Regions from separate parts of the Homo sapiens genome. Here region 2 is linked to region 1. A link is an interaction called in ENCODE POLR2A ChIA-PET data of the cell type or tissue named here. Cell type or tissue: MCF 10A. All regions are shown on one strand.

Region 1 (2,500 bases):
GGAAGGTACCACCATTACAACTGGCATTTGAGAACTACAAAGTGAATGGCCAGATTCTGGAATGTTATTGCCTCATGACTATGTTGCCTGCAGAAAAAGTTGAAACAGCAAGGTGATGGCCTCCATTTTATTTTTGACTTCTGATTCTCACATGCCGCCATTAAATTGGTGAAGCTTATTTCTCATCCAGAACTCCTAGCTGCAAAAGGGTCTGAGAAATAATAGTGTTTACCTTTTCATCCTCTGCACCATAGGAAGGCACAATAAGAGGAGATTGGAAGGGTGCTGAGTGCCACCATATCTACCTCTTCCCCCAGCATGTTTAAAATAAAATATCTTTACCTCCAACTCATATTGCATTTTCTGTCCAGCACAGCAACTAGCTTAGTGGGCCCTCAGTAGATGTGTTAATGACATTGACTTCCTTATTTCTTATATGGCCCCACCTTTCCTAGTCACGTGTCTTGGTACTATGTGAGATTTCAGATCCACCTGCCTACCTGTAACTCTTGATTCCTTTTCATTTCCATTGCTGTCTCCTTGTTCAGGTCCAGCTCCTGTCTGCCTGGGCTTTTGCAGTAGTCTCCTTATCTGGCTTTTGGTTTCTTTCACCGTAACCATATTATAAGTAGATTGGTGTTTAAAAATCAGAACAACAAATAACAAACATCCTTCCACTGTGCTCCTGTCCTTCTCAAAAGCTTTCTGAGGCTCCTCATTACATGCAGGATAGAATCCAGACTCCTTAGCTTGACTTTCAGGACCTTCCATAATCAGGGTGCAATCTATCATTCCAGGCTTATCTTTCATTTTCCCCCTGCTGGAACTGAATTTTAGCCAAAAGGTCTAATCACTGATGTCAGAGTGTCTTGTCCTTTACTAACTTTTCAGCTCTGCTATCCTTTTGCCTGCTTTTAATAGTCTGTTTTCTTTCTCATTTGTTTATTCCTTTGATCACTTAGGCACAGAGTTTTTTTCTCCTTTCTTCATACTTATAGCATGGTTTACTAAGGCATTTTAATTTTATTACCTATATCGTTAGTTTTCTTTTTATGACTATATACTCTCCGCTCCTTTTTATGTCGACAATGTAAATATTTGTTGTGGATTGATTTGTTGATTTTTCATGGTTTAGACATCTACTTGCTTGGGAAAAAGGGGATGGTGGAGGGTCAATCTGGGGGCTGAAGCGGTACTCTAGCTGTGTGATTTTGTCTTTTTGATTACTACTGAAATTAACTATTTGCTTTGAGCAAACTAATGCTGAGTTTTGTGGATTTAGTGTTTGAAAAGGGCCCTGAGAGGGAAAACCCTGGAGTTGAGCTCCTTATCCCCGTTTGCCAGGCTGGATGAGCTCCATGTCCATACCACTGCATTGCAGTTTGCTGAAGTGTGTGTTGTGAAATAGCAATGGAATTTGTCTGTGGTTTCTTGCCAGCGAGGAGGAGGAAGAAGGATTCTGAGTAAATCAGACATGTAAATTAGTAAGGCCCATGGGCCTTAAGCGAATTACACAATAAAGCCCAAAGAAATTCACTTTGGCTTCTTTCTGCTTTTTGTGTGTGTGAGAAGGCAGCTATTATGTGTTTGCTTTAGGCCAGAGGTTCACAAATTTTTTGGCTTCAGAACCCTTTTATACTCCTAAAAATTGTTGAGGACTCAAAAAGCTTTTGTTTATATGGGTTAAACCTATCAATATTTACTGTACTGGGAACTAAAACAGGAACTTTTAAAAGCCTTTATTGATTTAAAAATAGCAAAACCCCTTCATTACAAGTTAATGTAACATTTTTTATGAAAAATAACTCTTTTCCAATGTAAAAAATTAGCAAGAAGTGTGCCATTGTTTTACTTTTCTGCACATCTCTTTACTGTCTAGCTTGATGCTTGATTCTTATACTTTTTTGTTTAGTTGTTGAAATATGTTGTTTTGGTTGAAGTATATGAACAAAATCTGGCCTCAGACATTAATGGAAAAAGGGAGTATTTTAATTGCTTCTTCAGCTATTAAATGTAGATATTCTTCTTTGATATTATTCCAAAACTTGTCAAGTGATAGCTTCTATTTTAAAACATTTTTGTTTTTAATTGACAATAATTATCTATATTTATGGGGCATGCTGTGATGTTCCATGTACACATTGTGGCATGATTAAATCAAGCTAATTAACATATCTGTCACCACACATACTTATTATTTCTTTGTGGTGAGAATACTTAAAATCTACTATTTTAGCAAATTTGAAATATACATTACTGTTTACTAGTCAGCATGCTGTGCAACAGATCACTAGAACTTAGGTCTCCTGTCAAACTGAATTTTTTACCCTTTGACTAACATCTCCCCTTTCTCTGCTCTATCCCACCAAACTCTGGCAATTACTGTTCTGCTCTCTACTTCTATGAGTTTGACTTTTTTAGATTCCATATTTTAGGGAGATCTGTACCTGGCTTATTTCACTTAGCATAATGCCCTCTAGATTCAAGATTCATCCATGTT
Region 2 (2,500 bases), 87 kb after region 1:
CAATTTTGTATTTAGATTTTTAATATTTATTTTAGGTGAAACATCTTTCCATTTAAGTCTTAATCGCAATAGTTGCATTAAATTAAATAACAATATTTGAAATTATTTAACTGCGTTTATGCTTACTGCTAGCCTTTTTGTACTGTGATTTAAAAAAAATTCTTGATTGTTCTCTTGGTCAGCCAAAATGTAGTTTCTAATAATATTTATGAAGACTAATGGCAGGGGAGTGGTCGTGGCATATTCTTTGAGTCTTTGCATTATAGAAGAGTGACTTCCTATCCTTTCACTTGTGAATATCTGCTTGATTGGCTATAGGATTCTTAAGTATCAAACTTCCCCCTTAAAACTCTGTAGAGGCTGGGTGCAGTGGCTCATCCGTGTAATCCCAGCACTTTGGGAGGTCGAGGTGGGCAGATCAGGAGGTCAGGATTTCAAGACCAGCCTGGCCAACACAGCAAAACATCATCTACTGAAAATACAACAATTAGCCAGGTGTGATGGCACATGCCTGTAATCCCAGCTACTCAGGAGGCTGAGGCAGGAGAATCACTTGAACCCAGCAGGCAGAGGTTGCAGTGAGCTGAGATTGTGCCACTGCACTCCAGCCTGGGCGATTAGTGAGACTTCATCTCAAAAAACAAACAAACAAACAAAAAAACCACCACCAACAACTCTATGGATATCGTTCTGTGACCTCTGATATTTGATGTTGGGAGATGTCTGAGGTGATCTACATTATGGTTTCATTTTGGTAAGCTGTATTTTCTGTTTGGACATTTGTAGTATTTTATATTTAATTTTTTAACAGAATATGTTTATGTCCTTGCTCAACCATTTTATAGTGCAGACTCTGGTCTTTTCACAACCTTGGAAAACATTCTTCTAGTGTTTCTTTGATTATTCTTATATCTTTCTGTATCTTACTTTTTTTTTTTTTTTTCAAGATGGAGTCTCTCTGTCGCCCAGGCTGGAGTACATTGGTGTGATCTCGGCTCACTGCAACCTCTGCCTCCCAGGTTCAAGCAATTCTCCTGCCTCTGCCTCCCGAGTAGTTGGGATTACAGGCGCCTGCCACCACACCCAGCTAATTTTTTTTTTGTATTTTTAGTAGAGACAGTGTTTCACCATGTTGGCAGGGCTGATCTTGAACTCCTGACTGGCCTTAAGTAATCCATCTGCCTTGGACTCCCAAAGTGCTGGGATTACCGGTGTGAGCCACCATGCCCAGCCTGTATTTTACTTCCATTCTGTGATTCCTGTTAAGTACATTTGGATCTCCAGGATCTGTTCCTCATGTCTAAGGTTTTCCATCACTCATTTCTTGTATTTTCCCTGAGTTATAGGAGAATCTCTTGAGTTCACTCATCCAGCTCAGTAATTTGGTTTTTCTGCAGCATGTTTTCTGCTGTTCACTCCATCTATTGCCGTGTTAAATGAAGAAATGCTATTAAAAAAGTCAGTTGCCAGTGGTTTTTTCTGATCTCATACTGTTTCAGCTTCATGTCTGCTTACCGTATTTTCACAGATGCAGTGCCTTCTTGAATCAAGTGTCTTCTTGAAAAACTGAGAATTTTCTAAAATTTTATCATGTCAGTTCGAGTAAACTTTTTTCAGAAAAGACAGTTTTGATCAAAGTGCCTCCATTCCTTTGAACTGTAGTAATTTTGCATAGTTCTGGCAATTACTCCTTGCCTCTTTATCCTCATAGAAAGTAGACTAGTACTGGCTGATAGGCAAGTAGCTGAGATTGGTTCTGTGAGAGATTAGTATGGATTCCTGGCCAAATCCTTTACTTGAAGGTGGAAGAAGATGTGTCCTTACACAGTCATGTAGAGATTTTATAAATTGGAGTGTGCTTAAGAACTTGTTTTTGTCTTTATGTGGATGCTTGCAGTATGAGCAAACCATGGTAGGTTTTGGCCCACTCCTATCATTGCTGATTGCTCCAGTTCCTTGTTTCTGCAATGCCTGGTACTCAGAGTCATGGCTTATAACAGCAGCACATCCAGGGGTCTGTGAGTATCACAGGTTATGTGCACAGAATTCTGGCTACAGTGAGTATCACAGGTTGTGTGCATAGAATGCTCGCTACAGAGGCAAGAGCCTTGCTCTCTGAGTGCCCTGTAAGCTTCTCTTGCCCTCCTGCTCTTTGCTTTCTGAGTTAAGAGGTGAGCATTTTGCTCAGGATTTGATTGGTATATTTATCAGGCTCGCTGCTCTTTTGGAGAGACAATCACCTGTCAGCCTTCTTTGCCCTTCTTTAATCTAATTCCACCTATACTATATTCAGCGCAATCATTTGCACTTCTGGCATATTGAGCACCTTTCTCTAATATATAGTGCCAAAAGAGGTTTTGATCCATTTTTATGTTCCATTGATTGTCTCATTGAGAATCTAGGAATGGGACGGGGCCTGTGTCTATACTGGCATCTTGCCAGGAACCTTCCCCTCCCCCTTTCATTGGCTATCAAATTCTGAAAATGTTTTCAGCCATGG

The links. ChIA-PET counts read pairs that join two places held together with the same protein. Peaks named below come from ENCODE experiments on the same cell type or tissue, not always from the same donor. Only the 100,000 strongest peaks of a DNase experiment are listed, where the experiment ranks them.
Region 2: POLR2A ChIA-PET joins it to region 1 with 10 read pairs; 5 of 35 experiments call an interaction of 5 or more read pairs at or near these places.

The regions. Positions count from the first base shown.
Region 1 is chr16:53,774,861-53,777,360 of GRCh38, forward strand. The region is part of intron 1 of FTO (FTO alpha-ketoglutarate dependent dioxygenase); the gene reads left to right. Among named protein-coding and RNA genes, the nearest start is that of FTO, 72 kb to the left of the region's middle. In MCF 10A, no CTCF peak of the experiment used is centred here; a DNase peak (open chromatin) is centred at 1,421.
Region 2 is chr16:53,861,612-53,864,111 of GRCh38, forward strand. The region is part of intron 4 of FTO (FTO alpha-ketoglutarate dependent dioxygenase); the gene reads left to right. Among named protein-coding and RNA genes, the nearest start is that of FTO, 160 kb to the left of the region's middle. In MCF 10A, no CTCF peak of the experiment used is centred here; no DNase peak of the experiment used is centred here.